Linked DNA regions of Homo sapiens: all the other regions are linked to region 1. Evidence: chromatin contacts called from ENCODE Hi-C or POLR2A ChIA-PET data. All regions are on one chromosome and are shown on one strand. The core of a region is the stretch at or near the end of the contact, and the rest is flanking DNA. Distances in the headings are between cores, read along the strand shown. Region 1 has its middle 25 kb from the start of C1QTNF2. Region 2 has its middle 14 kb from the start of PWWP2A. Region 3 has its middle 41 kb from the start of PWWP2A.

The links. Hi-C counts contacts between places; a loop is a spot of excess contacts on that map. ChIA-PET counts read pairs that join two places held with the same protein, here RNA polymerase II (POLR2A). Pooled maps may share reads with other maps.
Region 2: a pooled map of heart right ventricle shows a loop between it and region 1 (2.1-fold over the local background). The contact joins two enhancer-like sites. A Hi-C loop is called at or near these places in 1 of 50 pooled maps. POLR2A ChIA-PET finds 5 or more read pairs at or near these places in 2 of 52 experiments (GM12878 and WTC11).
Region 3: a pooled map shows a loop between it and region 1 (3-fold over the local background). The contact joins two enhancer-like sites. A Hi-C loop is called at or near these places in 1 of 37 single-sample maps with no recorded cell type and 3 of 50 pooled maps. POLR2A ChIA-PET finds 5 or more read pairs at or near these places in 5 of 52 experiments (H1, Panc1, WTC11 and 2 more).

What each region holds. Positions count from the first base shown.
Region 1 is chr5:160,343,322-160,347,436 of GRCh38, forward strand. No RefSeq gene overlaps it. Among named protein-coding and RNA genes, the nearest start is that of C1QTNF2, 25 kb to the right of the region's middle. Within about 2 kb of position 2,135, at least 5 of the 41 ENCODE cell types and tissues checked have a DNase peak (open chromatin) inside an H3K27ac peak, as active enhancers do.
Region 2 is chr5:160,131,523-160,135,637 of GRCh38, forward strand. No RefSeq gene overlaps it. Among named protein-coding and RNA genes, the nearest start is that of PWWP2A, 14 kb to the left of the region's middle. Within about 2 kb of position 2,137, at least 11 of the 41 ENCODE cell types and tissues checked have a DNase peak (open chromatin) inside an H3K27ac peak, as active enhancers do.
Region 3 is chr5:160,158,244-160,162,358 of GRCh38, forward strand. No RefSeq gene overlaps it. Among named protein-coding and RNA genes, the nearest start is that of PWWP2A, 41 kb to the left of the region's middle. RefSeq lists enhancers at 1,707-1,776, 2,998-3,653. Within about 2 kb of position 1,973, at least 2 of the 41 ENCODE cell types and tissues checked have a DNase peak (open chromatin) inside an H3K27ac peak, as active enhancers do.

The DNA of each region.
Region 1 (4,115 bases), core at 885-3,384:
GGCCGAGCGACGTGGATCATACCTGTAATCCCAGCACTGTGGGAGGCCCAGGTGGGTGGATTACCTGAGGTCAGGAGTTCGAGACCAGCCTGGCCAACATGGTGAAACCCCATCTCTACTAAAAATACAAAAATTCACCAGGTGTAGTGGCGGGTGCCTGTAATTCCAGCTACTCAGGAGGCTAAGGCAGAAGAATCGCTTGAACCCTGGAGGCAGAGGTTGCAGTGAGCCAAGATGGCACCACTGCACTCCAGCCTGGGCGACAGAACAAGACTCTATCTCAAAACAAACAAACCAACCAACAAACAAAATGAAAGCTCTTCTATAGGGTAAGTTGAAATGTTTCTCCTATAGCTGCAAGAGTGGTCTTCTCAAAACCCAAGTCTGCTTATGTCACTTGCCCCCTTAAAATCATTCTGTGGTTTCCTGTTATTCTCATGGTCAAGATAGCCATCTTTAGTTTGACCTATCAGCCTTCAAGGTCTGGGCTCTGCCCCCTCATCTTCTCCCCTTGCACACTTTGCCCCCATGACCTGGGGAGGGGCTTCTTTGATTCCTCTCCTGTGTCATGCCCTGCCCCACCACGGGGCCTTTGCCTGCCATGCCCCTCCCTGGAAAGCCCTCTCCATCCAGCTTCCCTTGCCAACTCCCACTTGCCCTTCAGCTCTGCTGTTACTCCACCAGTGCTACTCCCTGACAGTCTCACCAGGACTCCCAGTCTTCTCTCCTCAAGGTTGAACAGCCAACACTCCTACGGCAGGTGGCACTTCTAGACCCTCCACACCCTCCTCGGTTTCAGGTTGTAGGATGCCTAGAACCAGACTCAACATCAGGGAATGAGGAGCTTTTCAAAAGTGATTTGCCCATCTAGTTCTGCCAAGTGACAGGAAACTGAGGAGGTTGAGGATTAATGCCCCGTTAGCCTTTCACCTCTGAGGCCCTTGATCTCCATGTCTTGAAGCTCACACATTAAGTGTGTTTTATGGGATAAGAGAGCCCCAAATAGAATATGGACATTTCACACGAGGAAGCCATTTCGGACCGCTGTCAGCATCAGCTTGAAACCCACTTGGGGTGGAGATAAATGACTGTCGGAAGTTTGCAACGGCATCAGCAAAAATAAACACCTGTGATGAGGTTGAACTCTTCATTATTGTTTTTAAGTCAGGGCCAATCTGAGGCAAAAGTATAAAGTAGATGGAGAATGTTTAAAAAATAAAAAATAAAAAAACAAACCCCACCATTTTCCAGAGCCATCTTTGGGCTCTTTCTGAGAAATTCTTTTTTTTTTTTTTGAAACGGAGTCTCACTCTGTTGCCTAGGCTGGAGTGCAGTGGCACAATCTTGGTTCACCATAACCTCCGCCTCCTGGGTTCAAACAATTTTAGTGCCTCAGCCTCCCGAGTAGCTGGGATTACAGGCACCCGTCACCATGCCCGGCTAATTTTTTTTTTTTTTTTTTGTATTTTTAGTAGAGACAGGGTTTCATCATGTTGGCCAGGCTGGTCTCGAACTCCTGACCTCAAATGATCCACTCACCTCGGCCTCCCAAAGTGCTGGGATTACAGGCGTGAGACACCGTGCCCGGCCTCTTTCGGAGAAATTCTTTTTGGGTCTCCGTCTCTGGAGCAGGGAGAGAAAAGTGTTGGGAAGCCACAGAGGTCTTCGGGAGCACCCTCAGATGCTGTGGTTGAGGAGCTGGGCCTGCGAGGTGACCTTCAAACCCACACTGTGCTCCATTCTCAGTGCCACCCCGGCCTGAGGACAGCTGTGGAAATGACACCGGGACAAGGGAGGCACACAAAATGTCCTCCCTTGAAGGGCAGAACTCGAGTCTTTCCTGTGTTAGTTTTCCCCTCAGCCCGGCCCAGAGCTTGGCAAAGCCGGCTGTGGGTTAGAATCGGCTGAGGAGCTTTTATGAAAGCGCATGGAAGCTGTCCCCGCAGGAGGTTCGGCTGCTGAATGAGGTTGTGGTGCCAGATAGATCTGACTCCTCACCTGGTTTGGGGACCCCGGGTGCATTCTTCAGCCTTGCCTCAGTGAGTGCTCAGGACACGTCTGCTGAATTGAAAGAGACCTTCAATGGACTGAACAACAACCTGCTTTCTGGCAGGCAATCTAGAAAATAGCCTGAGACCAGGGTGTATCTCCCAGCCTCCATGCCGCAGGCCGGGAGGTTTGTGTAGTCGACGTTCTCCCCCTAGTGGCCTGAGTGAAGATGACAGGCAGGAGGGAAAAAAAGCCTTTTCACCTGCGAGGCCTGGCTGCCAAGGGCTCCCGAGCTGCGGATGGACACCAGGATCCAGCTGCTCTTCCATGACTCGCCCTCCCTTACCTCGCCCTGATCCCGGCCCTGTCAGATCTCATCTTTACTTAACATTCTGATATTTTGTTTATCATAGAGTTTTTGGGTTATTTTTGATTTATTAAAATATTGTATTAAAATATTTCTGGCCGGGGGTGGTGGCTCACTCCTATAATCCCAAAACTTTGGAAGGCTGAGGCGGGTGGATCATTTGAGGTCAGGAGTTCGAGACCAGCCTGGCCAACATGGTGAAACCCCCGTCTCTACTAAAAATAAAAAAATAAAAAAATAAACTAGCCAGCCGTGTTGGTAGGGCGCCTGTAATCTCAGCTACTCGGGAGGCTGAGGCACAAGAATCGTTTGAACCAGGGAGGCACGGGTTGCAGTAAATTGAGATTGCGCCACTGCACTCTAGCCTGGGCGACAGAGCAAGATTCCATCTTAAAAAAAATTATTTCTGCCAGGTGCGCTAGCTCATACCTGTAATCCCAGCACTTTGCGGAGGCTGAGGTGGGAGGATCATTTGAGGCCAGGAGTTTGAGACCAGCCTGGGCAACATAGCAAGACCTCCGTCTCTACAAATAATTTAAAAATTAGCCGTGTGTGGTGGCACAGGTCTATAGTTCCAGCTTCTCAGGAGGCTGAGGTGGGAGGATCACTTGAGCCCAGGAGGTCGAGGCTGCAGTGAGCTGTGATCGTGCCACTGCACTCCAGCCTCGGTGACAGAACAAGACTCTGTCTCAAAAATATATATATTTCTATTGATTACTGTGGTTTTTGTCACCCTCTTACATTTTGTGCATGACGTGAGTGCCTCAATTTCGCTCCCCCACCCTCATCATAGTCCTGATGCAGAAGTCAGCCCACGAAGCCCCCCTAGACATAGGGAGTAAGACCCTCATCATTTGTCAGCTGAACCCTGAGGCTCCACCCAGGGTTGCGCTGGCCTGTGAGGGCCTTGTGTGTCTAGTGCTCTTTGCACTGTAATTAAGGGCACTGTAGATTCTCCAGGCTTTCTCCAGAAGGGGAATGGCCGCCTTTCAAAGTGTGTTCTGAATGAGAAAATACCCCTGGATCAAGGGCGATTTGAGTGCACAAAGATGCACTGGGTTCTGTGGTGCTTACAAATGTGGAGACCTACAGGTAGGCCCTGGTTGCTGAAGCCCACAGTAATCAGCCGAAGCTAGGAAGAAGGGCTGGGGCCCAGTGCATCTGGGAAGGCCACCGCCTTGGATCCCCTTCCTCATCTGGGCCACCATCCCGCATGATCAGCCTGAGACCTCCAAGTGGCTCACCAAGGAGGCAGCCATCCTCAGAAGAGTCAGGGGATAAAAGGAGTGCTCATCTTTGACATCACTCTCTACCAGAGACCCGCCTCAACTGCATCATCTGCTTCTGCCCCACCTGCCACAAACCCACCATCTGGAGCAACGCTAGACCACATCCAAGGAAGACAAGACCCCAGCCCTGGGCCCTGGAAGGTCTCTGCTATCATCTGCCCCACGCTCTACAAAAGAGTGACGAGTCTTCCCCCATCATTCCCACACTCTCCCTGAGGAGTCCCTGGTAGATGCCAAGGGGACATCGGTTCAATATGGGCCAAAAAGTGGCAACCACAGAGCTCTGGGGTCCAGCCCATCTTGCTGAGTTTGGATTTATTACCTGGGCTACAAAGGGTTAAGTCAAATGCCTTCAAATGCCTATATCCCTGAGGGAAGGAAGAGGAAGAAGCGAAAGGCTCTCCTAAAATTTATTTTTGTAAGAAAAAGAAAAGGTAAAAAGAACTGTTCACTGACCAAAGCTGACCCCT
Region 2 (4,115 bases), core at 887-3,386, 210 kb before region 1:
AAATTAGATCACACATGTGAGCCAGTAACTTTTCTCATTATCTTTTCCAAGGGTCTGGAGGCCTGCGTAGGAGTGTGGACATCACCTGGTTCAGCCAATGTAAATTCTGAGCCAGGAACTGGGGCCCAGGCACCAGTCTTAGCATTTACTTCATAGCCATTCACTCCCAAGCAGCTATTTCCATGTTTACCTCCAGTTGTTTCTTTGACTACATAGACAAACACAAACTGACCCGAATATTTAGTTCTAAGTTGCTTTGGTTCAATTTTATACCAAATTCCTATTCTCTACCTTATTTTTATTTGTTTAGTTTTAGAACAGCAGAGATTTTTTAGGAAGGTATGTGTGTACAGTTTTATACAGAAAAAACTCCTTGTAAGACCTGCCTTGTTCATCTCTGTACCTCTATTCCTAGTACAGTGCGTTGCATATGATAGGCCTTCAAAAAAATATTTGTAGGAGGGCTGGGCGCGGTGGCTCACGCCTGTAATCCCAGCACTTTGAGGCCAAGGTGGGCAGATCACCTGAGGTCAGGAGTTCAAGACCAGCCTGGCCAACATGGTGAAACCCCGTCTGTACTAAAGATACAAAAATTAGCCAGGTGTGGTGGCACATGCCTGTAATCCCAGCTACTCATGAGGCTGAGGCAGGAGAATTGCTTGAACCCAGGAGGTGGAGGTTGCAGTGAGCCAAGACTGCACCAGTGCACTCCAGCCTGGGTGTCAGAGTGAAACTGTGTCTCAAAAACAAAACAAAACAAAACAAAACAAAACAACAACAAAAAAAGCCGGGTGCAGTGGCTCAAGCCTGTAATCCCAGCACTTTGGGAGGCCGAGGTGGGTGGATCACCTGAGGTCAGGAATTCCAGCCCAACCTGGCCAACATAGTGAAAACCCATCTCTACTAAAAATACAAAAATGAGCTGGGTGTGGTGGAGCATTCCTGTACTCCTAGCTACTTGGGAGGCTGAGGCAGGAGAATCACTTGAACCCAGGAGGTGAAGGTTGCAGTGAGCTGAGATCACGCCATTGCACTCCAGCCTGGGCAACACAGCGAGACTCCGTCTCAAAATATACTTATATCTGTTTGTAGGCCCGGCACAGTGGCTCATGCCTGTAGTCCCAGCAACTTGGTAGACTGAGGTAGGAGAATTGCTTGAGCATGGGAGGTCGAGGCTGCAGGGAGCAGTGATTGCGCCAGTGCACTCCAGCCTTGGCTACAGAGTGAGACCCTGTCTCAAAATAAAAATAAATCATAGAATTTATAAACAAATGACCAAATAAGTAAACGGTTATTTCTAGGTGGTAGGGTTAATGGGGAGTTTCTTTTCTTTTTGGCCATCTACATGTCTCAATTATCCTAATTTTCTAAATTTTCTACAGTGAACATGTATTTCTTAGGGGGGAATCTTCGAATTGTTTTTTTGGCAAATAAACACATAAATAAGTGAATAAAATAGGGCCTGGTCGCCTTGTAATAGGAAGATCCCAAACGTGGGTTTTCTAGACAGGGTGTGCAGAAGAATAGGCGTAACTGGGTTCCCCAGGATCTGATGGGTTGGAGAGACAAGAGAGTTCCCATATGAGAAGCCAGAGCTCCACTAGCCTGGACATTTTGTTCTCCTTTGGGTCATGACACATTCTTTTCTGCCCTGGTATCTCTGCTGGGTGAAGGAGAAAAGCAAGTCCCAGGAGAGTCTTTCATGGACTTTAAATGATTCATAAGGCGCTTTCCTCCTCCAGCGTTGGCGAGGCCTGGGTCTTGGCTGTCTTTGTGGCGCTGCAACGGAGATGGTGCTGCTCCTACCCCCGCCCTCAGCCCCCGCCCACCCACTCCTGGCCTGGGAACCTTGAGAGGTAACCCCCTTCCGTATGAGCTGGTTCCTGTATTCAAATCCGAATTCCGCTCGGACTCAGCCCACTCCATCCAGCTCTGTGGATGCGGACTAGGAAGGGAACAGATGAAGCCAATTTAGTTGCCCTTTCTTTGTTCCCGTGACCTTGAGGCACTTAACTCAGCGGAGCTCGCGGTGCAGGGAGCCCGGCAGAGCTCTGGAATGAAAGGCAGGAGACCTTGGAGGGCTCTTGGAGCCTGCACTCTTTCGTTGTGCTTTGGTCACCATAGTGACTTCTGTCTGAAGCCTCAACCCTGCGGTTATTGCTCGATATTCATTCATAATAAGGCCACCCCTGAGTTTTCCGCCCACTGGGGGACCGAGTACCACGTGCATTGAAGTCACAAGGCGGAGGCGCCGGGGCCTTTAAACACTGTGTGTCAGGGAGGGTGGGGCGGGTCGACGCTGGGCACAGCTCAAGTGTCAGAACGCGGAGGAATTCACATTGTATCTGGTCCTCTTCCCTCAGTTTACAGAGAAGGGACTTGCCCAAGGTTTCTCAGCCCTTCCGAGGGACAGCAGGGACTAGAACAGGCACCCCCCGCCCCCGCCCCCCCCCCCCCGGTCTCCTGGCCTGTTGTTCACTGCATTCTATCACTCAGGGCCGTGCAGGGCCCATGGTCCTGGTCCAGGTTTTCTAATTTCTTGAACTCTTGGGCTAAGCACGGGGCTCACAGTTTCCATGATTGTCACTAAAGGTAATGGGAATTGATGGTAATCAGCTCATAAACCCTTAGTGAAAGGCCTAAACTAGAACTCCCTTAGCCAGTCAAAAGACTTCTAGTTCCGGTACAGATTTGCAAGTAAATTAGCTCATTTAATCCTCAAAATCACCCTGCAAGGTGACTATTATTATTCCTTTTTAAAGTGAGAAACCTGGGACTTCAACATGTGTTTGAATAGATCAACTTGGAGTCAGAAGTGAATATGAATCCTCACTCCAGCCCAGGGGACAGAGCGAGACTCCATCTCAAAAAATAAAAATGAAAAGAGGTGAATGTGAATCATGTGAATCCTAACTCTGCAATTTACTAATGATAAAGAATTGCCTAAGAACTCATTAATAAAGGCACTGCCTTCTGACTCAGGGAAATCAAGTCCTACCATTTCCTTGCTGTGTGACTTTGGACAGGATACTTGACTTCTCTGAGCCTGTTTTGCTCCAGATGTGAAAACAACATAACAATAGAACCTACTTCATAGGATCATTGTAAAGATTAAACAATGTGTGCAAATCACTTAGCACTGTGCCTGGCACTTCATAAGTAGATTCTATTATTTCAATATTTAAAAGTCAAAGACAAAAAGAGAAAGTCTGCATCCCACTCCAGACTCACCCAGAGCCCAAGGGCTTCCTTTTTGTCAGCCTAGGAACCAAGTGCTTGGAAAAAAGGACATTCCAAGGTGAGTAAAGTGAATTGGAAAGATTATTTTCATAGCTTGATTTTTGTTTTGTTTTTTGTTTTGTTTTGTTTTGTTTTGTTTTGTTTTCTTGAGACCAAGTCTCACTCAGTAGCCCAGGCTGGAGTGCAGTGGCGTGATCTCTGCTCACCGCAACCTCTGTCTCCCGGATTCAAGTGATTCTCCTGCCTCGGTCTCCAGAGTAGCTGGGATTACAGGCGCACGCCACTGCACCTGGCTAATTTTTTGCATTTTTAGTAAAGCGGGGGTTTCGCCATGTTGGCCAGGCTGGTCTTGAACTCCCGACATCAGGTAATCTGCCTTCCTTGGCCTCCCAAAGTGCTAGGATTACAGGCGTGAGCAACCGCGCCTGGCGATTTTTGAGTTTTTAAGAGACTCAAAACAGGAAAAGAAAGGAAATAGTTGAGTCAGTGTCTCTCTATAGCTTAGCTGTCAATACCTTCCAGAGCTATGCTGCCCAACACAGTGTCCACCAGCTCTGCGTGAGTATCGAGCACATGAAATGTTCCTATCCAAAATGAGATGTTCTGTAAGTATAAAGCCCACATCAGATCTTAAAAATTAGTGGGAGAAAAATATTTCAAAATATCTCATTGGCCTGGCATGGTGTCTCACTCCTGTAATCCCAACACCTATGGAAGGCCAAGGCGGGTGGATCGCTTGAGCTCAGGAGTTCAAGTCCAGCCTGGGAAACATGGTGAAACCCCATCTTTACAAAAAATGCAAAGAAAATTAGCCAGGTGTGGTGGCGTCCACCTGTAAGTCCCGGCTACTTGTGGGGCTGAGAGGGGAGGATGGT
Region 3 (4,115 bases), core at 723-3,222, 190 kb before region 1:
CTTGGTAGTGGCTGGAAACTTTTGGTTATCATGACTGGAGGTGAGGTTGGGGAGAGGTGATACTGGCATCTAGTGGGTAGAAGCCAAAGAACATCCTGAGATGCACAGGACAGCACCAACAACAAAGAATGATTTTGGCCTGGCGCGGTGGCTCACACCTGTAATCCCAACAATCCGGCTGAGGCGGGCGGATCACCTGAAGTCAGGAGTTCGAGACCAACCTGGCCAACATGGCGAAACCCCATCTCTACTAAAAATACAAAAATTAGCCAGGCGTCGTGGCACACGCCTGTAATCCCAGCTATTCAGGAGGCTGAGGCAGGAGAATCGCTTCAACCTGGGAGGCGGCGGTTGCAGTGAGCTGAGATTGCGCCACTGCACTGCAGCCTGGGAGACAGAGCAAGACTCCAGCTCAAGAAAAAAAAAAAAGAATGATTTCTCCCAAAATGTCAATAGTGTCAAAGTGGAGAAACCCTGGATGAAGGCTGCATTGGGAGTCTTCTGTCTGACTGTCATGAAGAGGGAGACATGAGCAGGAACACATAGGAATTTATAAGCCAGCCTAGACTTTTTCTTGAGGCTCTCAGGAAGACACTGAAGAGTTTTTATCAGTCCAGCGGCAGGACTGAATTTGTACTTTATTTTTCATTTATTTATTTATTTTTCGAGATGGAGTCTCACTCACTCTGCTGCCTAGACTGGAATGCAGTGGCATGATCTCTGCTCACTGCAACTTCCGCCACCCGGGTTCAAGCCATTCTCCTGCCTCTGCCTCTTGTGTAGCTGGGATTACAGGCGCCTGCCACCACGCCCAGTTAATTTTTGTATTTTTAGTAGAGACGGGGTTTCGCCATGTTGCTCAGGCTGGTCTCAAACTCCTGGCTTCATGTGATCCACCCACCTTGGCCTCCCAAAGTGCTGAGATTACAGGCGTGAGCCGCCACTCCCAGCCTCTGGATTTGCACTTTAAAAAGACCCCTCTGAGGCCAGGCGCAGTGGCTCACGCCTGTAATCCCAGCACTTTGGGAGGCCGAGACGGGCGGATCACAAGGTCAAGAGATCGAGACCATCCTGGCTAACATGGTGAAACCCCGTCTCTACTAAAAATACAAAAAGTTAGCTGGGTGTGGTGGTGGGTGCCTGTAGTCCCAGGTACTCGGTAGGCTGAGGCAGGAGAATGGCGTGAACCTGGGAGGCAGAGCTTGCGGTGAGCCGAGATTGTGCCACTGCACTCCAGCCTGGGCGACAGAGCAAGACTCTGTCTCAAAAAACAAACAAACAAAAAAGGCCGGGCACGGTGGCTCACACCTGTAATCCCAGCAATTTGGGAGACTGAGGTGGGCGGATCACGAGGCCAGGAGATAGAGACCATCCTGGCCAACATAGTGAAACCCCGTCTCTACTAAAAATACAAAAATCAGCTGGGCATGGCGGCATGTGCCTGTGATCCCAGGTACTTGGGAGACTGAGGCAGGAGAATTGCTTGAACTCAAGAGATGGAGGTTGCATTGAAGCTGAGATCGCGCCACTGTACTCCAGTGTGGTGACAGAGCTAGGCTCTGTCTCAAAAAAAAAAAAAAGTAAATTTTATGTTACATATATTTTACCACAGTTAAAAAAAATTAAATGGCGTCATCTTATAAGGTCAGTTAGCAAATGGCATCATCTTATAAGGTCAGTTAGGAGCCAAATATTTATTATGACCACTTTTTCTTAGATGTAGTTCAAAAAAGTGAGAATCCAAGAGCTCGGAGGCCAGAACAAGCAAGTTGGCAAACGCGGTCTGTGGTCTCAGTCGGGGGTGCAGCTTCACAGCCAAGGCCACGTGGGACTCAGATTTGGCTGCAGAGTCAGAGGAGGATGCTCCTGTGAGTGAGTGTGAACCCACTGACCATAAACATCTAGAAGCAGGCTCCCACACACACTAAGCTCCTGGCTGGGACGGTCCACCTGCGGGAGCCCTGCGAGCAAACCGCCTGAGATCCTGTCCTTTGTTTCAACAGGGCAGGAATTTCCGAGCCTGAGGTATTTGCATTTGGTATCTTAACTACCGACCTGTTTCTGCAGCTGCTAAACCACTGATACGCTTTCTCTGAATCCCCTGATGAGCAGTAGAAAATCAGTAAGCCTGGCCCTCTCAGTTTTCATGTCATAATTAGTATTTTATTCCTTGTGGGGAGAGAAAATAGCCCGAACACCTGCTCTCCGAGGTGTCAGTTGCCGACAGATCTCCTTTGTATACTCTCTATACATATGATTTTAGAGGAAGGACCCTTTAGGAGTCTTAGGCCAACCCACTCATTTCACAATGGAGCCAACACAATGTCAGAGAAGTAAACAGACTGCAGTGCAAGGGGTGTGGTGGTTCGAATCCCTGCAGGCCACTTCCAAGCTCTGCGCCTGGGTAAGTTATTTAACCTCCGGAAGCCTCATTCCCTCACAGTAAAACAAGGATGAAACAGCTTCCTCTTGGGGATCTTCTGAGGAATGAAGGCCATGGTGGGGTTTTAAGTTCGCTGGCAGCTGGCAGGAGGGAAACTCAGCCAGCACCCCCTCAGAGAATCCTGCCCATGACAGCCCCATCTCTTCACTCTCTCTCGTTCGACCTGGTGTTATTGTATTCTTGACATTTGTCTTTAACTGAAGTTGGTTATGTGTGTACTTTTTGGTTTTGTTACCAGAAAGGGGTCCTCCTGATCCAGACCACCAGAGAAGTTTCTTGAACCTCATGCAAGAAAGAATTTGGGGAGAGTCTATAGAGTAAAGTGAAAGCAAGTTTTTTTTGGTTGTTTTTTGGTTTTTTTTGAGACAGAGTCTGGCTCTTGTCACTCAGGCTGGAGTGCAGTGGCACGCTTGGCTCACTGCAGCCTCTGCCTCCTAGGTTCGAGCTATTCTCCTGCCTCACCCTCCCGAGTAGCTGGGATTACAGGCACCTGCCACCAGGCCTGGCTAATTTTTTTTTTTTTTTTTTTTTTTTGTAGTTTTAGTAGAAACAGGGTTTCACTATGTTGGCCAGGCTGGTCTCAAAATCCTGACCTCAGGTGATCTGCCCGCCTTAGCCTTCCAAAGTGCTGGGATTACAGGCGTGAGCCATTGTGCCCGGTCTGAAAGCAAGTTTATTAAGAAAGTAAAGGAGTAAAGAATGGCAACTCCTGCCTGTCGCTGTGGCTCACGCCTGTAATCCCAGCACTTTGGGAGGCCGAGGCAGGTGGATCACCAGAGGTCAGGAGTTCAAGACTAGCCTGGTCAACATGGTGAAACCCTGTCTCTACTAAAAATACAAAAATAAGCCAGGCGTGGTGGTGGGCGCCTGTAGTCCCAGCTACTCGGGAGGCTGAGACAGGAGAATTGCTTGAACCCAGGAGGTGGAGGTTGCAGTGAGCTGAATGCGCCATTGTACTCCAGCCTGGGAGACAGAGTGAGACTCCGTCTCAAAAACAAACAAACAAAAAAAAATTAGGTCTCGTAAGACTTATTCACTACCAGGAGAACAGTATGGGTGAAACCGCCCCATGATTCAATTATCTGGCCCTCCCCTTGACACGTGAGGATTGTTACAATTCAAGGTGAGATTCACGTGGGACACAGCCAAACCATATCAGACACTGAGGTTGATTACATATCTTGGCTATTGTGTAGTGCTGTGATAAACACAAGGGTACAGATAGCTCTGGACAAACTGATTTCCTTTCTTTTGAACACATACCTAGCAGTGGGGTTGCTGGATCATATGGTAGTTCTATGTTTTGTTTTTTGAGGATGATAACCTTTTTGTAGGCTCAGGTGTCCCTTTGAATCTGAAAAAAGTCATAAATGCTCTCCTAAGACATGTAACTTTTTGTAATTTTAGGGGGCTCCCAAAGCCTCTGATATTTATCAGAGATCCTCCAAAAAATAACGTCGGCTCAACCCAGACCCTCTATCTTAACTCTTCCTACAACTTCCCCAGTGGTCTTGTGTCTTTCCTGATGGTCTTCAAGAGCAGGAACTTCCTGTCTCTCCAGGCAGCCCATTCAAACAACAAGATTCAACAGAAACTTCTTCCCTCTGGTGAGAAGTCAGCTTCCCGGCATCGCTGCAGTGAGCCTGGAGCCCTGAGAACAGGTCAGCTCCCA